3 separate regions of the Homo sapiens genome follow, and all the other regions are linked to region 3. The links are chromatin loops, found by intact Hi-C in ENCODE. Cell type or tissue: PC-3. All regions are shown on one strand. Links, peaks and the distances in the headings refer to the core of each region. The heading gives the core; the rest is flanking DNA. Region 1 overlaps GREM1 (gremlin 1, DAN family BMP antagonist). Region 2 overlaps FMN1 (formin 1). Region 3 overlaps FMN1 (formin 1).

What was found. Peaks named below come from ENCODE experiments on the same cell type or tissue, not always from the same donor. Only the 100,000 strongest peaks of a DNase experiment are listed, where the experiment ranks them.
Region 1: a loop joins it to region 3, with 2.2 times the contacts of the local background. A loop is called at or near these places in 3 of 110 quality-filtered maps.
Region 2: it touches region 3 in a loop (2.4-fold over the local background); 4 of 110 quality-filtered maps call a loop at or near these places.

Annotation. Positions count from the first base shown.
Region 1 is chr15:32,728,218-32,736,211 of GRCh38, forward strand. GREM1 (gremlin 1, DAN family BMP antagonist) reads left to right here. Exons shown (of 2, transcript NM_013372.7): 2 at 2,473-7,994. The coding sequence starts at 2,474. The coding sequence ends at 3,028. Among named protein-coding and RNA genes, the nearest start is that of GREM1-AS1, 13 kb to the left of the region's middle. RefSeq lists an enhancer at 2,649-3,188. In PC-3, for the core only: no CTCF peak of the experiment used is centred there; no DNase peak of the experiment used is centred there; H3K27ac peaks cover 578 bases.
Region 2 is chr15:32,976,448-32,984,441 of GRCh38, forward strand. The region is part of intron 7 of FMN1 (formin 1); the gene reads right to left. Among named protein-coding and RNA genes, the nearest start is that of FMN1, 210 kb to the right of the region's middle. In PC-3, for the core only: no CTCF peak of the experiment used is centred there; DNase peaks (open chromatin) are centred at 3,484 and 5,294; H3K27ac peaks cover 2,985 bases.
Region 3 is chr15:32,820,643-32,828,636 of GRCh38, forward strand. All of the region lies in intron 17 of FMN1 (formin 1), which reads right to left. LOC107984089 (a long non-coding RNA gene) reads left to right here. Exons shown (of 3, transcript XR_002957769.2): 3 at 1-347. Among named protein-coding and RNA genes, the nearest start is that of GREM1-AS1, 110 kb to the left of the region's middle. In PC-3, for the core only: a CTCF peak has its summit at 4,399; a DNase peak (open chromatin) is centred at 4,299; H3K4me3 peaks cover 626 bases; H3K27ac peaks cover 4,108 bases.

The sequences.
Region 1 (7,994 bases), core at 1,665-6,664, 93 kb before region 3:
TGCTACCTGACTTCAAACTATACTACAAGGCTACAGTAACAAAAACAGCATGGTATAGTATAAGTGCTTTTTTTTAAAAGACAAAGTAAAGTAATTTTTTTGTTGTTGGGGTAAAACAAAAGCTCTGCATAAAGAGCAGGGATGTTGTAACATACACTGACCAAAGGTGGGAAACCTACAGTTGGAGCAGAAGCTGAATGTCACATTATCAGCTCCGAACTTATAATGGTCTAAAAGTACTAGGTTAATGTTGGAAAGATGGTGCCATTTAAAGATATCTTAAATTCAATATTTAATTATTTTAATTTGACATTATCCTAGAGTTGAATGGTGTTTACTTACCATGTGCTGTTCATTAGAAAATCTAGATCCTACACTGCCTTTGCGCAAGGTAGTTGCTCTAATAATACCAACCTGTCCAGTTTTGGTGGGAGAAATAATGTTACTGTTAAGTTGCACTTAGTGGTTATTATGTGTAATACTGGTATTCCAAAGAGAGAAGGAAAATGTTTGCTACACAGCTGTGTTCTTAGGTTCAGAAAACCACAGGAGTGGGACAGGAGAACCTTCAGGATTCAGGTCCGATTGTTGTGATGGCCGCAGGAGGGAGACTGTGAATTTGAAACTGCATCCATTGAAAAGAAAATCCCTCCACACTTTAATAATTCTCTCCGTGCCCCATGGCAGCAAGTGCTTATAGGCCTTGCTACTCAAAGCTTAATAAAAAGGCAGACCTGCTGAATCATAATCTGCATCTTAACAATATCCCCAGATATTGTCTGCACTTTCTTTTTTTTTTTCTTTCTTTCTTTCTTCTTTTTTTTGAGACAGAGTCTCGCTCAGTCACCCAGGCTGGAGTGCAGTGGCGCGATCTCGGCTCACTGCAAGCTCTGACTCCCGGGTTCACGCCATTCTCCTGCCTTAGACTCCCGAGTAGCTGGCACTACAGGCGCCCGCCACTACGCCCGGCTAATTTTTTTGTATTTTTAGTAGAGATGGGGTTTCACCGTGTTAGCCAGGATGGTCTCGATCTCCTGACCTCGTGATCCGCCGCCCATCTGGGCCTCCCAAAGTGCTGGGATTACAGGCGTGAGCCACTGCGCCCGGCCAATTGTCTGCACTTTCAAGTCTAAGAAGCACTGTCCCAGGAGGAAAATCTTTTTAGTCTGTCTGAGGCTTCTCTCTTGCACTCTCCTTTTTAAAAATATGCTGCTCCTTCTCCACCTTTCCCTCTTCTTCCGCCTTTTCTGTCTGCCTTTACTACCTCCCCTGAACATTCAACTTGTAGAAGAGTTCCCCTTTCTCTGAATTGCATTCTTCACTTCATTCATTCTTTTCTCTCTCTGTCTATGGTTTCCTATTTTTTGTCGGTTTTCCCTCACCTCACCTCCTTGTTATTTTTTGCCATTGTTCACATATCACTGCCCTTTCAGACCCATATCTAGCTTCTGACCCATCCACTAATCCATTGCCACTAATTTATTCAGCATGCCCATGCCATTTATTAATGTAAATATTTGCACATACTTGTTCTATCATGCCCATTTTTCTACCTTTTAAATTGTATATACACAGACACATGTGAATGACATATTTCACTATTTAAAAGGTAGAAAAATGTATATCGTGGTACAAAGTGATACATTGAGTATCTGTGCCCAGTTTCAAGATGAGAATAAGTGAGAGGTGAAGCCTCATGAGTCACGTCACCTACACGCTACTGTCTTTCATTCCATCTGCAGTACTGCCACACATTTGGTTAGTTCTCCAATTGCTGTCACATTGACATCGAGTTGGATCTGAACAGCGTACCTGGGGAGACGAAGTATTGGTATCTTTGCTTAAATGGAGTGATTTACTGAGAGACAAAGTGACATCTTTAAGATCAGATAGCAAGTTACTGCACCAGGAGCGCGACCTTTCCTGTTTTGTTGTTTTCCCTCTGTCAAATGCCTTCTGGTCTCCATGAATCTCTCCTTCCACATATGATAAAAATGCAAAGTCTCATAAGCATTCACAGCTCAGGAAGCCTCAGGCTAGTTGGGGAGAAAAGACTGGGAGGTTTCCGGAGGAATGAAGTCCTCTGAGCAGAGAGGTTAATTCATCTTGCTGTAAAACAAAATAGAAAATAAGTTCCCCTCAATAAGTGAACGTAATACAAAGACAAATGTGGTTGGTGCCAGAGGCCAGGAAGAAGTTCTTGTGAGAATAGGTGCAGAGAAGAGCTAGGCCCTGGCTGAGTTTAAACCTTGACTTAGTCACTGTGGGACTCTGGGTGAGTTACTCCATGGATTGATGGCTGGGTCATGGAGATAATAGTACCTAATTCATACAGGTACTGTGAGAAGTAAATGGAATATTTCACGTTAAGTGTTTAACGGTGCGTTTAAATGCTAGGTGCTATTATTATTAATTTTTAAATTAACTTTGCCATGTTTTGTGTCTTCCCCTCTCTGTGCTTCCTTTCTTTAGTATGAGCCGCACAGCCTACACGGTGGGAGCCCTGCTTCTCCTCTTGGGGACCCTGCTGCCGGCTGCTGAAGGGAAAAAGAAAGGGTCCCAAGGTGCCATCCCCCCGCCAGACAAGGCCCAGCACAATGACTCAGAGCAGACTCAGTCGCCCCAGCAGCCTGGCTCCAGGAACCGGGGGCGGGGCCAAGGGCGGGGCACTGCCATGCCCGGGGAGGAGGTGCTGGAGTCCAGCCAAGAGGCCCTGCATGTGACGGAGCGCAAATACCTGAAGCGAGACTGGTGCAAAACCCAGCCGCTTAAGCAGACCATCCACGAGGAAGGCTGCAACAGTCGCACCATCATCAACCGCTTCTGTTACGGCCAGTGCAACTCTTTCTACATCCCCAGGCACATCCGGAAGGAGGAAGGTTCCTTTCAGTCCTGCTCCTTCTGCAAGCCCAAGAAATTCACTACCATGATGGTCACACTCAACTGCCCTGAACTACAGCCACCTACCAAGAAGAAGAGAGTCACACGTGTGAAGCAGTGTCGTTGCATATCCATCGATTTGGATTAAGCCAAATCCAGGTGCACCCAGCATGTCCTAGGAATGCAGCCCCAGGAAGTCCCAGACCTAAAACAACCAGATTCTTACTTGGCTTAAACCTAGAGGCCAGAAGAACCCCCAGCTGCCTCCTGGCAGGAGCCTGCTTGTGCGTAGTTCGTGTGCATGAGTGTGGATGGGTGCCTGTGGGTGTTTTTAGACACCAGAGAAAACACAGTCTCTGCTAGAGAGCACTCCCTATTTTGTAAACATATCTGCTTTAATGGGGATGTACCAGAAACCCACCTCACCCCGGCTCACATCTAAAGGGGCGGGGCCGTGGTCTGGTTCTGACTTTGTGTTTTTGTGCCCTCCTGGGGACCAGAATCTCCTTTCGGAATGAATGTTCATGGAAGAGGCTCCTCTGAGGGCAAGAGACCTGTTTTAGTGCTGCATTCGACATGGAAAAGTCCTTTTAACCTGTGCTTGCATCCTCCTTTCCTCCTCCTCCTCACAATCCATCTCTTCTTAAGTTGATAGTGACTATGTCAGTCTAATCTCTTGTTTGCCAAGGTTCCTAAATTAATTCACTTAACCATGATGCAAATGTTTTTCATTTTGTGAAGACCCTCCAGACTCTGGGAGAGGCTGGTGTGGGCAAGGACAAGCAGGATAGTGGAGTGAGAAAGGGAGGGTGGAGGGTGAGGCCAAATCAGGTCCAGCAAAAGTCAGTAGGGACATTGCAGAAGCTTGAAAGGCCAATACCAGAACACAGGCTGATGCTTCTGAGAAAGTCTTTTCCTAGTATTTAACAGAACCCAAGTGAACAGAGGAGAAATGAGATTGCCAGAAAGTGATTAACTTTGGCCGTTGCAATCTGCTCAAACCTAACACCAAACTGAAAACATAAATACTGACCACTCCTATGTTCGGACCCAAGCAAGTTAGCTAAACCAAACCAACTCCTCTGCTTTGTCCCTCAGGTGGAAAAGAGAGGTAGTTTAGAACTCTCTGCATAGGGGTGGGAATTAATCAAAAACCTCAGAGGCTGAAATTCCTAATACCTTTCCTTTATCGTGGTTATAGTCAGCTCATTTCCATTCCACTATTTCCCATAATGCTTCTGAGAGCCACTAACTTGATTGATAAAGATCCTGCCTCTGCTGAGTGTACCTGACAGTAGTCTAAGATGAGAGAGTTTAGGGACTACTCTGTTTTAGCAAGAGATATTTTGGGGGTCTTTTTGTTTTAACTATTGTCAGGAGATTGGGCTAAAGAGAAGACGACGAGAGTAAGGAAATAAAGGGAATTGCCTCTGGCTAGAGAGTAGTTAGGTGTTAATACCTGGTAGAGATGTAAGGGATATGACCTCCCTTTCTTTATGTGCTCACTGAGGATCTGAGGGGACCCTGTTAGGAGAGCATAGCATCATGATGTATTAGCTGTTCATCTGCTACTGGTTGGATGGACATAACTATTGTAACTATTCAGTATTTACTGGTAGGCACTGTCCTCTGATTAAACTTGGCCTACTGGCAATGGCTACTTAGGATTGATCTAAGGGCCAAAGTGCAGGGTGGGTGAACTTTATTGTACTTTGGATTTGGTTAACCTGTTTTCTTCAAGCCTGAGGTTTTATATACAAACTCCCTGAATACTCTTTTTGCCTTGTATCTTCTCAGCCTCCTAGCCAAGTCCTATGTAATATGGAAAACAAACACTGCAGACTTGAGATTCAGTTGCCGATCAAGGCTCTGGCATTCAGAGAACCCTTGCAACTCGAGAAGCTGTTTTTATTTCGTTTTTGTTTTGATCCAGTGCTCTCCCATCTAACAACTAAACAGGAGCCATTTCAAGGCGGGAGATATTTTAAACACCCAAAATGTTGGGTCTGATTTTCAAACTTTTAAACTCACTACTGATGATTCTCACGCTAGGCGAATTTGTCCAAACACATAGTGTGTGTGTTTTGTATACACTGTATGACCCCACCCCAAATCTTTGTATTGTCCACATTCTCCAACAATAAAGCACAGAGTGGATTTAATTAAGCACACAAATGCTAAGGCAGAATTTTGAGGGTGGGAGAGAAGAAAAGGGAAAGAAGCTGAAAATGTAAAACCACACCAGGGAGGAAAAATGACATTCAGAACCAGCAAACACTGAATTTCTCTTGTTGTTTTAACTCTGCCACAAGAATGCAATTTCGTTAACGGAGATGACTTAAGTTGGCAGCAGTAATCTTCTTTTAGGAGCTTGTACCACAGTCTTGCACATAAGTGCAGATTTGGCTCAAGTAAAGAGAATTTCCTCAACACTAACTTCACTGGGATAATCAGCAGCGTAACTACCCTAAAAGCATATCACTAGCCAAAGAGGGAAATATCTGTTCTTCTTACTGTGCCTATATTAAGACTAGTACAAATGTGGTGTGTCTTCCAACTTTCATTGAAAATGCCATATCTATACCATATTTTATTCGAGTCACTGATGATGTAATGATATATTTTTTCATTATTATAGTAGAATATTTTTATGGCAAGATATTTGTGGTCTTGATCATACCTATTAAAATAATGCCAAACACCAAATATGAATTTTATGATGTACACTTTGTGCTTGGCATTAAAAGAAAAAAACACACATCCTGGAAGTCTGTAAGTTGTTTTTTGTTACTGTAGGTCTTCAAAGTTAAGAGTGTAAGTGAAAAATCTGGAGGAGAGGATAATTTCCACTGTGTGGAATGTGAATAGTTAAATGAAAAGTTATGGTTATTTAATGTAATTATTACTTCAAATCCTTTGGTCACTGTGATTTCAAGCATGTTTTCTTTTTCTCCTTTATATGACTTTCTCTGAGTTGGGCAAAGAAGAAGCTGACACACCGTATGTTGTTAGAGTCTTTTATCTGGTCAGGGGAAACAAAATCTTGACCCAGCTGAACATGTCTTCCTGAGTCAGTGCCTGAATCTTTATTTTTTAAATTGAATGTTCCTTAAAGGTTAACATTTCTAAAGCAATATTAAGAAAGACTTTAAATGTTATTTTGGAAGACTTACGATGCATGTATACAAACGAATAGCAGATAATGATGACTAGTTCACACATAAAGTCCTTTTAAGGAGAAAATCTAAAATGAAAAGTGGATAAACAGAACATTTATAAGTGATCAGTTAATGCCTAAGAGTGAAAGTAGTTCTATTGACATTCCTCAAGATATTTAATATCAACTGCATTATGTATTATGTCTGCTTAAATCATTTAAAAACGGCAAAGAATTATATAGACTATGAGGTACCTTGCTGTGTAGGAGGATGAAAGGGGAGTTGATAGTCTCATAAAACTAATTTGGCTTCAAGTTTCATGAATCTGTAACTAGAATTTAATTTTCACCCCAATAATGTTCTATATAGCCTTTGCTAAAGAGCAACTAATAAATTAAACCTATTCTTTCTGTGTGTGTGAGCGTGCGTTTGTGTTTGGTAGTGTTCCTAGGGCAGAGGTGGAGCAGGGATGCACTTATCATGGGAAGGGAGGTAGAAAAGAGAATTGGATAGCCTGTGATCTTTGGTGGAATTTATTCCTTTTGCCTAGGCCTTTCAGACCCTGCTTGATTTCCGTAGGACACTTCAGGTTGTGGCAAGGGAGAGCTGGTCTGCAATCGGAAGTACCAGCCTCTTCCCTAGAGCACAACTAGAAAGAAGAACTATAGAGTGTTATAAGGGAGGCCCTGAGATGGAAGGACCATCACACAGAAATGATAATATCTTCATTTCAGGGTGTTCCAGGGGAAAAGCAGGAGAAAGATTTGGGGCTCAGTAGAAGGAAAAGCTTCCTAGTGGTAAGAGTGATTGGCAATACCATGAGGTACCTTTAAAAGATAGTGAACTCCTGTCCTTGGAAATATTAAACCACAGGCTAGATATCATTTAATAGGGATGTGAAGTAGAGTAAGTCACTGCCCTTGGTGTGCAATTGTGAACTTGTCAATTTCTGAGGTCCCTTTCTACTTAGATATATAATACAAGATTTCTATTAGGTATGGGTGCTCTGATGATAATGAAAATCCCAGCAGCTATGTATGGGATGGTTACACCAGACACTGTGCTAAGGATTTTCTTTGAATTGTTTCTCACTCAATCTTCACGGTAGCTCAGTGAGGTAGGTACCATTATCACTGCTAGAAAGCAGTGAACTTATATGGTCTTACTGTGGCACTGGGTCCTTAAACATTATGCAAAACTGTGAGCAACTTTTATCGGTTTGTTCTTTTAAGAACATAACACAGCACTCTAAAAATAGATCTAACTAGATTGTTCACATCTAGCGATTAAGGCCACCCTGAGATTATAGCTGCATCATCAGGAACCCAAGATCTGAAGCATTCAGTCAAAGCCTCTTGGCCACCTCTCTTTTTGTCATGGCCTTCTTGGACTTGGAGGGGGAGAATGGAAGCAAGTACCAAGGAGAAAGTGTTCTCAGAAAAGCCACACCCATTAGAAAAATACAAGGCCTGAAAGGTGTGAGTGGGACTTGACACGGAAGAGCATTTCAAGCTTAAGAAAAAAAAAAAAAAGAAGAATGTGGGAGGATGTCAGCAACAATGCTTGAGATTCCCTGGTCCCCCAAAGAGTCTCTCCTCCATAAAACTAATGAGAATGTGACAAAAATAGATTCAACTTCTTATAGCTCTGGAAATTAACTGAAGATGTATAGCAATTTGCAGAGCATTTATTCAAGAAAAAGACTAAATCTCTGTGAGCACTGTGATATTGTAACTTGCACTACTCTCATCTCCCCCTCTCCAGCTCCACAATAGCTTTGAAACCAACAGCCTGCAATTACCATGAAAATCAGCAGTCTGGCAGCCACTGAAGGTGACAGAATGGAGTTGGAGTTCTTTCAAAGTCCCATTCCTAGACAATTGTCACTATTTGACCTGTTTGGCAGGCCCTGGAAGCTCCACTTGCAAGGCTATATTTGACCTGACTGGAAGCTTC
Region 2 (7,994 bases), core at 1,312-6,311, 160 kb after region 3:
CAATAATCCCTTAGTTAATTGGCTTATACTAGCCACTGTAAAAACAAAAGTTTCTATTAATGAAGAGAATGGCATTGGGTTTGATGAGAACCCATAAATTAACAAAAGCTGGTTTTAATTAACTATTATAATTTTTTTGTCCTTATCAGAAATGTAAGCACATCAAGTTACAACCAAAAGGCCATGTCAAGGACACTTAGAAACATGAGGCACATTTGACACATTTCTGTAATTAGAACTTGCTGGGAGGGATAAAGAAATAGAGAAACAGGGCAGGAAAAGAAGGGGTAAAGAGTAATTGATATGAAGCTGACTCCGAGTAAAACCCAATGAATGCAATGCTGGAGAGTACACCTGTGTAAAAATGGTGCTGACCTCAAGTAATCACCTGCCATGCTGATGCTCGAGAAACACAAGAAGAGAATCCAAACCAACATGGCGTGAGTGTTCCAGGCACTATGCTAGCCTTCATCCTTGTGACTCTGCAAGGCAGACATTCTGGGGGACGTTAATCTGTATAAGATCCCACAGCTGAAAAATAGTAACAAGGGGATTTCAATCCTGGCTGATATAAAAATTTATGCTCTTTCTGCCTTAATATTTTGAATATCAGATGACTCCCTAAATTGATATCCAGTAATACTAACTCATAATAATTAATTAGTAAAACTACATTCCACCTCTTACAATGCATTTGCATTACATCAATGCATATAATTATAACAACAATCTGTGAGAATACTGGTATTGTGGCTGTTTTCCAGATGAAGAAAGAGAAGCAATGAGGAATTAAGTAAATCGCCAATAAGAGATAGACTAAATCTACTATCCACCTTATCACTGATCCTCAATGATTAATAATCCTTCCCATGCAATATATTTTAGGAAGTCAGTATGCCAATACACAAAAAAAGATACTTTCTAGTCACAGATGCTTTCCTCAAAATATTTGCCCTCCATCCTCCTGAAAAAGATATGGAATGATTAAGTAAATAATTGATTTGAAGTTTCTTGGCTCTCAGGTGGAAAAAGCATTGGGTTCAAAGACTTGAGTTCTATTCCTGGTTATCTCAATCATTAGTTACTTGCTCTTAGCCAATTTTCAAATTTCCTCTAAGCCTCATTTTATATATGTCTGAAATGAGAGGTTTAAAATACTTAGTCATTAAGATTTCCTGTAGTTCTAAAACATTAGTAATTTCCACACCCAAGACTCTCGTATCACTTTGTTTCAAAGCTTCTTTGAACACATCTCTATTCATAAAAGCTTCATAAGAGCTTAAAGCATGGTATTATCTAAGCAATATAAACAGATAGTCCCAAGCCTCATTATGAATGCAAATGTTCACACAAAATCAGATTCAAGAAGGTACTCTGAAAACCAGTGATAAGTATGCAATTTAGATACAATTATTCTTTTTTTTTTTTTTTCTGAGACAGAGTCTCTGTAACCAGGCTGGAGTGCATGGCACAATCTCGGCTCACTGCAACCTCCGCCTCCCACGTTTAAGTGATTCTCCTGCCTCAGCCTCCCAAGAAGCTGGGACTACAGATGCATGCCCCCACGCCCTGCTGATTTTTTTATTCTTAGTAGAGACAGGGTTTCACCATGTTGGCCAGGATGGTCTCAATCTCTTGACCTCGTGATCCCCTGCCTCAGCCTCCCAAAGTGCTGGGATTACAGGTGTGAGTCACTGCACCCAGCCTATTCATTAATTTTGAAAGGTGATAGTTAATTACAAGTTTTAAGGAATACACCTTTAAAATCAGCAAATATAACCATGGATAGTCATCCAAGGAAGTAGCAGGAAAGTAAAACAGATGTTTGAAATCTGCACTGAGGTTTATACTTGAGACACAAAACAAAATTGTAGCCAGAGTGCATTTTATGAAATAAAAGGCATTATTACTCATCGGGGAACTTCAGTAATATTTTATTTCTAAATTATTAATATCCAAAATATAAGTCACAAAATGGATATATATCCATGGAAATGACTTTCAGACTCTATTTTTCCAAAAAGTAGTTCTAAACCCAATGAGCAAAACTAAGACTGCACATTTTAGGCAATGAGCCAACATACTAATTCCTTCTCTATTAAAAGAGAGAACTTGCAATTTTATGTTGTATTATTATTATCACTACTGAAGCTGCAGCCAGTCCAATGAGGCATTACACATTCTAGAGTATATGCAAGCTTAGAAGAAACAGATGATAAACCCAGGTCCTTAATACACTGTGACAAACTGGGGTTCTCCAATTAATTAATCATTTTAATATTTCCCTCTAGATGCCTCACACACTTGTCTATAAACGGATACTATCCCATGGCCAATGTCCACCTGCACAACAGTATCATTTTGAAAACCATGATGCGGATTCCTCAGTCAGGTTTGCCTTACATACTCCCAACATTTAGTACATGTCTTAAATTGGAATTCGGTAGGAAATGAAAAAATGATATTAGGTCAATTATATAGAATTATCAAATGGAGTCAGTTGATATAAAAAGGGGCCAGCTGTTGAGTTCTTTCTGGTGTAAAAGATGAAACTTATACATAAGACTCTAGGAGTACTGACTAGAAAAATAGTTCCCGCAACTTTACAAATGATACAGCTCTCTGGGAGCAAGAAGGGGCTCAGAGGAGTGGTTGGTGATACATCTTCTGCTATGAGCTTACTCTTCATAGTGGTGCTGTATAAACCTGGTAGAATGCAAACAGGTTTTCATCACAACAAAGATGGCCTCCCTACCAGCCAATACTCAAACAAGCTTTGATGAGCATCTGCAAAGTACCAGATCCTGTGGAAAATAAGAAACCATTCGCCCGGCATGGTGGTTCACACCTGTAATCCCAGCACTTTCGGAGGCTGAGGTGGGCAGATCACGAGGTCAGGAGATCGAGACCATCCTGGCTAACATGGTGAAACCCCGTCTCTACTAAAAAATACAAAAAATTAGCCGGGCGTGGTGGTGGGTGCCTGTAGTCCCAGCTACTTGGGAGGCTGAGGCAAGATAACAGCGTGAACCCGGGAGGCGGAGCTTGTAGTGAGCGGAGATTGTGCCATTGCACTGCAGCCTGCGCAACAGAGCAAGACTCTGTCTCAAAAAAAAAAAAAAAAAAAAAAAAGAAACCATTCATACTTTCAGAAGCTCACATTCTAGGTAGAAACAGTAATATATTTGTAAGTTATGATGAATTTCCAGGACAACTGAGCTGGTGTGAGTTTTACAGTGCTATTATTTTTACTATTATTATTCAGACATAACTTTTTCCTTGACAACTGAAGAAAACCCAGGACCTACCATCAAATGCATTTGATTCATCCAGCAAAAGCATACCAAAGTCATTTGTGTTCACTGTATCCCATGAGCAGAATGCTACTCCAAGCCCAACCATGCATAAACCAACCTCCCTGAATTAATTTTTGCAAGTAAGCAAGGAGGTATTTGGCTTTCCACTTTCATTACTTAAACAAATGACCGATGATGCATGCATGGATCACAATCACCTTCTCCTTGCCACTTTGAGTTTTACCAGGGATTAGTCACTTGAGAAATCTGCCATTGAATGGGTTTTACGTTATAGGCAAATCGACAGGGCAAACAAACAAAGAGGGTTTGCTTGTCTTTCTTTATGATTTGGGTTCTGGCTTAGGATGCCTCCTCTAAAAGAAGCTAGGAGGGGAAGTGTTTTAAATTTCCAAAAATTGCTCACCCTAGCCAAAAGGCACACTCGTTATACAAGACATAAGATGCCAGAAAGGGATCACAAAATTGAATATAATCTTAATTCCTTAAGAAATGGACCCAAAGAGAAATATTTTCTGCTAGAATTTGAGTGTCTAGGTCAGTTTGAAAAAAAAAAAAACAAAAACCTAAAATAGGGTCACAGCACTTGGCTTTAGCTCTGCATAAGGCTGCTATGTAACCTTAAACTTGCTTTATATATCTGGGTTTTATTTTCTTTACAAACCAGGTTTTCTAGGGATCCAAAGAGGTGCTTCAGTTCTGTAAACTCAGTTTTCACACTATATTAAAAGAACATTTAATCTTAAATATTGTGATTTTTAAAACTGTACAGTATTATGCCAAAAATTTTACACATTTATATACCATCAGCAGATCTACTACTGGGGTACTTGGTTAACCATTTTCTGTTTTGTTTTGTTTTATTTCAGTCTTTGGAATACCAAATTTTCTCTGATTTCCTGAATCTATGTCTCTAAAATGGTTTCATTGATTAGGGAAAATTATAACTGGTCTATTTTCCTTCCTTTTCTTTTTTCTTCTTTTAAAATTCAGACTCATGCATATACACTTTGGGAGGCCAAGGAAGGCGGATCTGAGGTTAGGAGTTCAAGATCAGCCTGGCCAATGGCAAAACCCCATCTCTACTAGTAACACACAAAAAATTAGCCGGGCGTGGTGATGCGTGCTTGTAACCCCAGCTACCCAGGAGGCTGATGCATGGAAATTGCTTGAACCCGGGAAGCGGAGGTTGCAGTAAGCAGAGATCGTGCCACTGCACCCCAGCCTGGGCAGCAGAGTGAAACTGTGTCTCAAAAAAGAATGAAATACATTTCTTATAATTCATGTTTAATTTTAGAGCTCTTTTATTTTATTCAATTCTATTCAAACCCTGGGATTTTAAAAGGAAATTTTTTTTCAAAAAATGTTTCCATTTGTAACTATTTTGTAAAATGTGATTTTTAAGATTTTCTGTAACTAAAATATTACATTCAAATTAATTAAATTCTGACTGGGTGCGGTGGCTCACGCCTGTAATCCCAGCACTTTGGGAGGCGGAGGCGGGTGGATCATGAGGTCAGGAGATTGAGACCATCCTGGTTAATAAGGTGAAACTGCGTCTCTACTAAAAATACGAAAAAAATTAGCCGGCGCGGTGGCAGGCACTTGTAGTCCCAGCCGGTGGCAGGCACTTGTAGTCCCAGCTACTCGGGAGGCTGAGGCAGGAGAATGGTGTGAACCCAGGAGGCGGAGCCTGCAGTGAGCCGAGATCGCGCCACTGCACTCCAGCCTGGGCAACAGAGCAAGACTCCATCTCAAATAATAATAATAATAATAATAATAATTATTATTATTATTATTATTACATTCTGTGCTAACATAAGACTCAACAGCCTTTGAGTCAACTTTTCAGTCAACTTTGTTGTCCTCAAAAAAGCATCTTAATGAAAACACAGAAGAATATACTTAGGACCTTGGATTAGGCAGAGTTCTTACATATGCCATCAAAAACATGATTCATTTAGCACAGGACAGCAAAAGCATGATTCATTTAGGATATGTTACTTAGCTTGATTTAGGCATTCCACAACGTATACACATATCAAAACACAATATTGCACACAATGAACATATACAATTGTTGTCAACTAAAAAATTCATTTTTAAAACAGCATGATCCATTTAAAAACTGATCAATTAGACAGACCCTTTCACAATTAAAATTTTCTGTTTGTTGCAAGTCTCTAAGCCACACAGGGAAAAAATGTTGGAAAACAAATAACGGACACAGGACTTGTTTCCAGAGCATAGAGAGAATTCAGTTAAAACAAAAATAAGGAAAAAAAAATTCCCTCCACGCTCCAAAAATAGGTAAAAGATCTGAACAGATAATCTACCAAGAGAGATATACGAATAGCAAATAAGCACATAAAAAGATGTTCAACATCACTAGTCATCTCAACAGGAAGACACAAATTAAAACCACATAAGATATCACTGCACGCCTATTAGGAGGAGGGAGGAGAGGGAGGAGTGAGAGAAGAAAACAGACCAACCTGACAATACCAAATGCTAGTGAGAATGTGGAACAACTAGAACTCTCAGATTGCTGATGGGAATGGACAGTGGTACAGTCACTTTGGAAAGCAGTTTGGCCATTTCTTATAAAGTTAAACACACACTTTCCATATCAACTATCGATCCCACTCCTACACATTTGCCCAAGTGAAACAAAAACATAGGTTAATATGAAAATCCATATACTAATGTTTTTGGTAGCTTTATCAATAATAGCCTGTGATGGTTAACTTTATGTATCAACTTGACTGACCCCCAGGGTGCCCAGTTATTTGGCCAAACATTATTCTGGATGTGTCTGTGAAGGTGTTTTGGATGAGATTAACATTTAAATCTGGAGGCTGGGTAAAGCAGATTGCCCTCCCTAATGTAGGTGGGCCTCATGCAATCTGTTACAGGCCTCAATAGAACGAAAAGACTGACTCTCCCACTACTAAGAAAAAATTCCTCCTGCCCAGTGGCCTTCGAACTGGGACATAAAGACTTTCCTGTCTTTACACCTGAACTCTTCTTGGGTCTTGAGTCTGCCAGGTTTTGCACAGGAACTACACCCCCAGCCCTCCTGAATCTCAGGCCTCTAGACACAGACCACAGCTATACTGTCGGCCCTCCTAGATCTCCAGTTTACCCTGCAGATTTTGGAACTTATCAGCGTCCATCATCATGTAAGCCAATTCTTCATAATAAATCTCTTCATATACATTTTAAAATATTCACATTAATATATATCTATATATTTTACGTATACACGCACACATAGACGCACACATCCTATTACTTATGTTTCTCCGGAAAACCCTGATGAATACATTGCCCAAAATTAGAAGCCACCCAAACGTTCTTCAACTGGTGAAAAAATAAAACTGCGGAAAGTGCACCAAGTAGAATCCTACTCAGAAGTAAAAAGAAATGGATTTCAGGTAGATGCCAACAATATGGATGAGTCTCAAATGCACTCTGTTAAGTGAAAGGAGCTGACTCAACAGACTATATATTGCATGGTTCTATGGATATGACGTTCTGGTAAAATCAAAACTGTACTGATAGAAAACATCAATGGATGCCAGGAGCCTGAGATCAGAAGAGGGGTTGTCTTCCAATGGACACAGGGAAATTGTTTACGGTAATGGAAATGTTCTACATCCTGATTGTAGTATGTTTACATGACTGCACATTTTTGGTGAAACCTCAGATGGTACACTTAGAACAGCAATTTTTTTATTACATGTAAAATTATATCTCATCGAAAAAACCTCTTAAAGATTGATATTATAAGTGAAACATATATGTTAGATGAATTAAAAATTGTAAAATAAGTGAACACTAATATAATGTTACATAAAAGTTGGGCTTCCACAGCAAGATTCTGTCTGCAACAAAATCTCTCTCTGTTGAAAAAAGACATTATCACAGAAAGTAGAGTAAAATGAGTCCGAAAAGTATCTAAAGCATTACTCACGTCTTAAAGAGACTCAAGTGTTCAAATTTCTTGAGGTAAAAGTTTAACCTCTTTCATCAACACTACAGCATTTTGCACTACTATGACCCATCTTTTAGAGGTTTCTCTGTCGAGGTGAATTCAGCGCTAAGACAGGATCAGTAGTAATCCTCTAAGATGGTACTGCCACATTCAGTATCATTCTTACATTGCAGCTACGTGGGAACATGGCCAGGCAAGGGGGTGAATGACATTTAAAAGCTCAAAGTGTTAGGCACAATGTTATGTTCCATTTAACACCGTGATGTCTCATTTCTTCCCCTGTCTCTACAGCCTGTTTTCTACCGCATTATACTTATGATGAGTGTGATTTTTTTCATATTTCATCCATAAATGCTTCCAAACAAAAAAAGTTTCTGCTTTTATAAGAAAAAAAGACCTACTACTATCTTCTATTCTCAAGCCAGCTTGAAGATTTTTTTTTAAGTTTTGTTTTTCTTAAGCCAGCCTCCAATGCAAGGATTAGGTTTAGCTTAAAGGACTACTTTGGGTTTTTTATTTTCTTTTATGCAATAGATTAATATTTTTTCTTAGTTTTAAAGAACACCACCTATCAAACAGATAGTCTGTCCCACAGTGCAATTAGCACAGTTTCCTCCTATACTTAAAAGGGTCTCCAAGACAGATAAGGGCTATTATTCCATCAATATAGTAAGCTGCAAATT
Region 3 (7,994 bases), core at 1,982-6,981:
GATTTGTTAGTGTTATCAGGTAGACATAGTTTTAATTTATTTGAGACTGTCAGTCCTCCACAATGATAGTATAATTTAATACTACGAAGGGCTGATAATTGTTTTGTCAAACTTTTAAAATTCTGCAAATTACATAGATTTTGGTACCAACCCTTGGTTAAATATTTTGCAAATATATTTTCCCATGCTTTTGCTTGTCTATTAACTTTGTTTACAACGTTTATCATTTTTAAATTTAAATCTGAAACAGTCAAATTCATAAATACTCTTCATGTCTTTTGCTGATTAAATCATTTGCAAGAAGGTCTCGTCTACTCCCAAGGTAATAAAGAGGTCTCGTATTTTAATACTGTCTATATTTTTGGTTTTGCTTTTGTCCTTTAGATTATTATTTGAAATTGTGTGAGGCAGTTTTGTTGTTGTTGTTGGAGATGGATAAACACTGTTCAAATGTCACAGATTTTCTAAGATACAATTTTCTAAGAGATAATCAGATTTTCTAAGAGATAATCAGAGTATCCAAATAATGGCAGATTGTCTTGTCCTCTCTCAGGTTTAAATGAGTCATTTCTTTTTCCTTTCAGCTGCCTGGGTAAAGTTGGTCCATTCGTGTTTATTTTGATTATGAATATATTTAGATTAATCCTCATATTTATTTTGTACTTTTCTTCACCAAGCTTGCTGGCTATTTACTTTTTCACCTTTTCCTAACTTTTGTTGGATTCACCAAACTGTCTTTGCTTCATTTTTCCTTTACTGGTTTGAACATGATAAATTCTAACTTTTTGACTAATAAATATTTAAATCTTTTTTTTTTTTTTTTTTTTGAGATGGAGTCTTGCTCTGTCACCCCAGGCTGGAGGGCAGTGGCACAATCTCGGCTCACTGCAACCTCTACCTCCCGGGTTCAAGCAATTCTCTGCCCCAGCCTCCCAAGTAGCTGGGACTACAGGCGCCCGCCACCATGCCCAGCTAATTTTTGTATTTTTAGTAGAGATGGGGTTTCACCATCTTGGCCAGGCTGTTCTTGAACTCCTGACCTCATGATCCACCTGCCTCAGCCTCCCAAAGTGCTGGGATTACAGGCATGAGCCACCACATCCGGCTAATACTTAAATCTTAACACCCATTATACCTGTGATTTTAAGGTTATCTACAGCTTATTATATCTCAATACCCTAACCTGGAACAATATAAGGGAGGCTTGCTTTTCCTTTCATTCTCCTCCTAAATTCTACGGTCACATCCAATGCCTCATCCCATTTTGATATCACCTGCAATTTTATTTCCACATTATCAAACACAAATGCTTTACATTTTATTAGTAATGCTTTAACCATTATTTTATAAATGTCTTTGCTCATTATACCTTTTGCTACTCCACTTCTTCCTAGATTCATTTTCAACTTGAAGAAGTACAACTTCAAGAGAAGATCTGTGAGATACCTGTAATCCCAGCACTTTGGGAGGCCAAGGCAGGTGAATCACCTGAGATCAGGAGTTCGAGACCAGCCTGGCCAACATGGTGAAACCCCGCCTCTACTAAAAATACAAAAATTAGCCAGGTGTGGTGGCATGCACCTGTAATTGCAGCTACTCAGGAAGCTGAGGCAGGAGAATCACGTGAACCCAGGAGGTGGAGGTTGCAGTGAGCCGAGATTGCAGCACTGCACTCCAGGCCTGGGTGACAGAGTGAGAGTCTGTCACAAACAAACAAACAAACAAAAAAGATGATCTACGATTAGTAATCTTTCTAGGCTCTGCGTTTCTCAAAAGAATTTACTTTTCTCATTTACTTTAATGACAGTTTGGTTAAATTTAGAATTCTAGGTTCTGATATTTTTCCCCTCAGAACTTTACACTTATTACTCCATTTTTTTTTCCTGCATCCAGTGTTGCTGCTCAGAAGCTTCTTGTCTCTCAGCATTTTTCTAAAGCCTTGATTTCTCAAGGTTCATTATAAAGAATTAAGGGTGCACATATGTGTACATTTATTTTTCATTGCCTCTGTTGGCTCTTTCAATAAGAGATGCAATGTATTTTCATTTCTGGGAAGTAATGTTGCATTATTTGAGTATTTCTTACTCTCTTTTAAAAATATTTCATCAACTCAAATTTTAATTTCTATATTCTCTACTGGATTCTTTTTTATGAAGGTGTCTGTATCTTATAGTTCTCTGAGATTATAAAACACACATGTTCTGAATATCTGTTCTGCCTACAAGCATGTTTTTTCAGGTGTAAATTCTCCTGTTTGTTGAGTTTCTTGGCTTTCCTCTGTTGTTGATTCTGGACACGGAACCAATCTTGCTAGTTGAGTCTCACCATTGGGTACAAGAGTAGGACAATATGCTGCAGCTACTCTATCTTGGGGAGAACAGAGGAGGGCAGAATGTTCCATGGGGCAGGGTACTCACTCATATCCTGAGCTACCCAAGGCACTGCGCCCTTTCTCTCCTACCCACGAGCCCCCATTCATGGTCTGTCTCAAAGACAGAGAGTTTCTACTGTTTTTTTTTTTTTTTTTTTTTTTTTTTGAGACAGAGTCTTGCTCTATCACCCAGGCTGGAGTGCAGTGGCTCAATCTCGGCTCACTGCAAGCTCTGCCTCCTGGGTTCACACCATTCTCCTGCTTCAGCCTCCCGAGTAGCTGGGACTACAGGCACCCACCACCATGCCCAGTTAATTTCTTTTTGTATTTTTAGTAGAGACAGGGTTTCACGGTGTTAGCCAGGAAGGTCTCGATCTCCTGACCTCGTGATCCGCCCACCTTGGCCTCCCAAAGTGCTGGGATTACAGGTGTGAGCCACTGCGCCCGGCCGAGAGTTTCTATCGTTATTGCCTACACCAAGGTGGGCCCAAAGAGGTCATCTCTGCAGAATGAGAAAATTCTCACAAATGCCGTTATTCCAAGAAAACTGCTTAAATTTCAAAACTCAAAGTTTTAAGTTTCCTCTCACATACATTCTATGACAGTTCTTACATGTTTTGAGCATTTTTAAAGATTTGTAAACCAACAAAATGCTAAAGTAGCAATTTTACTATTATCATAAATAAGGACATGGTGGTACAATCATAACCATTTTTAAAATACCAATTTTAAAGGCACTATGTGGAAACAAAGCCCCTGAAAGCTACTATTCCAACTCATGCTGGAGGTTTAGTCACACCCCTGGTCCAGAATGCTTCGTGGGTAACTTTCATATTCGAAAAGTATTCTTCACAGAACAGGCTTCTGCGAACTCACAAGGTGGAAGGCATGGAGCCTGGAGCTGTAACATCCTACTGCAAACATAGGGAAGACCACATTGGAACAGTGTGCCCCTGCCAAAAGCCATGTGCTCCCTTCTTTACAGGTCTATAAAATGGCATGTGTGATTAAATAAGATTTCACTGAAGTGCTGGAAGCCACACACAGTTGAAACATGGACTTGGGGATGGCAGCAATGCCACCAGCAACAGATAGTGTAATGTACCCCCCGTGAGAGGGGAAAGGTGGGAAAGGAATTTTTAAAAATCTTTGGTCACGTTATTATTAATCATGTTATTTAATAACTGTGAGTACTATTTAAAAAGCAACACGTCCCATTTCCTTCATACCATGAAAGCCAAGTCTGCCTGGGCTGGAGCGTGGAGCCCAACACTGGTTTTCAGAGGCTCAGATTCTTACATGGTCCTCTTAGTGCGTGCTTACCTCACAGAGTGGATAGATATCCACATGAATTTGACAGATTACACATAGGTAATGCTTTAGAGTTTTTTGAACATTTTCAGAAACAGTATTTTTAAATTTTATTTGCAAGGAAAAAATGCTTATCAGTGGCAAGTCAGGTAGGGTCATGTTCAACATTGGTCAATTATCTCACCCATTCTGATCACTTGCTCTGTTCCCGCCACTGGCTCTTCTTCTCCCTCTTAAATATATTCAGGCTCCAAGGCCCGCTCTCTAGACTCTTTTCTATCTTTTAAGAGACAAGGTCTCACTCTGTCACCTAGGCTGGAGCACAGTGGTGCAATCAAGGCTCACTGGAGCCTCCAATTCCTAGGCTCAAGTGATCCTCCCACCTCAGCCTCCTGAGTAGCTGGGACTACAGGTGTGAGCCACCGTGCCCCAGCCCTCTGTTTTATAATTAGCTATAAATTCAGCTACTCTCGTTCTGCCGATGAATCTCAAATCTCTATCATCAACTCCAAACTACATTCTCAACATCAGATTTGCATTTCCCCTGCTCTGCTGAACATCCTGACATGAATAGCTGTCCAGGAATTCCAATTATTCCCTGAATTGTCTACCATAACACAAATTTGTTCCTTTCCTTGTCTGAGTCACCTCAGTAAATAGCATCGACATTCACTAAGATGATCAAAACCTGGGATTTGGCTCCTCCTTTTGTACAACTCCTACGTTTAAATCCAATTCCTGTCTTTTCTACTTCGAAAACATAGTCTTGAATTCATCCATACTTTTCCATCTCAATTTCCACCAGCCTGGTCCAAGATGCTCATTTTTCACCTGAGCTACTTCAGTAACTTCCTTATCTACTTTTGCCTCTGTGCATTTATTTGTCTACACAGCAACCAGAATAATCTTTTAAAACATGAATGTAGTCAGGTTACTTTCATTTTACAAATTCTTTTAAGGCTTCCTGTAGAATAAAATCCAAATTCCGTCTCATGATCTTCAGGGCCCTGCCTAGGTGGTCTGCCCTAGTTCTAGTTGTATTCGCCCATCTTAATCTCTCAGTATGCCAAGCTCTCAGCTGCCTCAGGGCTGCCAATCATGGTGTTCTTTCTGCGTACGATGTGTTTTTCTTCTATGCTTCCTATAACTGGCTCCTTCCCAGACTTAAATGTCATCACTGTTCTACTCTCCCTACTCTTTTAAAGTAGGTTTCTTAATACCAGCCCTCTTCAGCCAAACCTAAACTTTCCACAATTTGTAATTATACAATGGGTTACTTATTTGCTCTTTTGTCTCTTGCGCTTGCTAATTATAAGTTTATCTGTCCTGTTCATGACTATATAAACTATGCCTGGCACAGTACCTGACACACTGCTGACTCTCAAAAATGGGCTGAAGAAATTTTCTCTATTACCCTTTTCATTGCCATTCCCCTATTATACAGTTGTCTGTTTAGGATTGGCTCTCCTGACTACGTTGTGAGATCTTTAAGCCGGGAGACCGTCTCTTATCTTTGCTCGGCACAATATCTGACACACTGTGGGCCTATTCATAAAGAATGAATGGTTAAGATTAGGTACTCAGTAACCTTTTCCCCAAATTGTATTAGACCTGACATATAAAATCAGTGTGCGAGATGTTGTTTAGAATAAGTAGTTTTGAGAGGTCAAACAACAATGACACTGGTAGTAATAACAGCACATTTTGGATAAGGCTGTTTGGATAACAAAACTCGAATGATGGAAATAGTAGTTAGAAATCACTCAAAGTGAGACTCAAGGGAGCTGACCCTCCCTCTGGATGTCAAAATCTATCACTGACTTAGCAGTGGGGTCCCTAGAGTGTTTCTCAGAATAGTGCTTCCCACACATGTCAAGAGGGCCTAATGGCTGCTTCTTTCACAAGGGTGGTGGGGAGACACGTGAGGTCAAGTGTCCCACAGCCCATAGAGAAGCAGCTCTCCAGGGAGAGTGGAAGACTCTCCAGGGCCCTGCTTAGCGCAGCCTGAGAGGCTACAGGCCAACAGTGAAGGTGTTGAAAGACACTGAGATCGAATTCCCTGGGGGAAAAACGCTGCCCTGAGATTTAAGGAGAAAGAGGAAACAAGCCAAAAGGGTATGCTCAGAAACTGATGGAAAGGGCTAATGTCATCAGATCAAACCAAAGGAAATTAAAGGAAGATTTAGTGAAAAGAGGGCAAAAACAGAATCAAAGGACCCCAGGGAAGCGCAGACCAATTTAATGAGAAACCAGGAAAGTAGTGAGAACAACAAGGGAGTCTCTCTTCATCTATGTTTAATCCAGACTTCTTGCCATTTAATGCTAATGCTTTGCTCCATTCTTAAGTCATACCCACCTAGGAGTTTGCTTTGGAGTTTGTATGTAGGAACGAAGAGAGACCCACCTTCTATTAGAACACTACATGATCTCACACTATCATTACAATATTCCAGGCGGCTTCCAGATAGCATCTTAGCTGTGGAAATGCTATTCTCTTATGTCCTTCCCAGTTTTCCTAGCGCTGGCTCTTTCCAAAGCTACTCATTCTTATCTCCTTCAACTACTTTCTAAATAAACAAGCTGAGAAAACACACACAACTGATGTTTGCCTACAACTGATGCATTCATCTTGTTCTGAAACTAAGTAGAACTACAGGAGAATCAGAGGAGGGGATTCAGGGATGGCATGTCCTCAGGCCTGTTGCCACGTCTCCATTAGGCTCTGAATATGCGTTTATTTTTATAGCTCCCTTTCATGAACAGGTTGTGTGAGACAGAAGTCTTATTTCCAAGGTTCACTTTACTGAGTGGCCTCCAGTCACTCTTTCCAAGAAGAAAGATGGAAAATTATGGTCCAAGCAGCTTTACCGTCCATCTAGGAACCAAGGAGAATGCTGGACCTCAGCCACTCACCAGCTTAAACTGTCATTTATGAGCAACAAAATGATTGTCTTTGGGTCTCGGCAGCATTATCTTGAGCAGAGTTTGTGGCGGTAAGGCCCAGCTAATCACATTTGTCTAATTTTACATTCCCATCACTTTCACAAATGGATTATTACCTACTATTCACTTAAATAAAACAAAGAATGATCAAGGAATCTTGTCGTTCTAGATGAAAATCATAACATATAAGAAAATAGCATTAGTTTTCATGTTTGTACCACTTTCTAACAAAAGAGTTATAATCATTTCACATTATTGTCTTGTTCATCTTTTTAACGACCCAATGAAGAAAGGACATACAGGCCGGACGCGGTGGCTCATGCCTGTAATCCCAGCACTCTGGGAGGCCGAGACAGGTGGATCATCAGGTCAGGAGATCGAGACCATCCTGGCTAACATCCGTCGCTACTAAAAATACAAAAAGAAATTAGCCTGGCGTGGTGGCGGGCACCTGTAGTCCCAGCTACTCGGGAGGCTGAGGCAGGAGAATGGCGTGAGTCCAGGAGGTGGAGCTTGCAGTGAGCGGAGATTGCGCCACTGCACTCCAGCCTGGGTGACAGAGCAAGACTCCGTCTCAAGAAAAAAAAAAAAAGGACATACAGATTGCTGGCTCTCCTTTATAGCAGAGGTCCAGAATGATGTGACTAACTTAAGAACATGAAGTGAAAGAGGTATGGATAAAGAAAAACATGGTTTATTCACACAACTGAATAATGTATAGTGGTTAAAAGGAATCGGACCCAGGCTGGGTGTGGTGGCTCATGCCTGTAATCCCAGCACTTTGGAAGGCCAAGGCAGGTGGATCACTTGAGGTTGGGAGTTTGAAACCAGCCTGACCAACATGGTGAAATACAAAAATTAGCCGGCATGGTAGCAGGTACCTGTAATCCCAGCTACGTGGGAGGCTGAAGCAGGAGAATCGTTTGAACTCAGGAGGCGGAGGTTGCAGTGAGCCCAGATTGCACCACTGCACTCCAGCCTGGGCAACAGAGCAAGACTCTGTTTCAAAAAGAGACAAAGTAATTAGATCCATATGTATCAACATCAATAGATATTAAAAATTAGGATGCAGAATGGTAAGCCCAATATGGTTCATCCTTTCTGTAGTGCAGAATGTCAGAATTTCTTCTTAATTTGGTAAATTTTGATTACTCCAAGTCGTACAAAGGGAAATTCCATTTTCCAAATTAATGGAGCTAATTGAAATGTGATTTTGTAATTCTTTATCATTTAGCATGTTTTTTTTTTTTCTCACTGGGTTTTTGTAACAGTGAATAGACTCTAGCTTGGCTGTAAGAGCTAACAATTTGGATAATAGTACTGCTTTGCATCTACTGCACTCTGCAGAGGATGATTCAAAAAAGAGGCT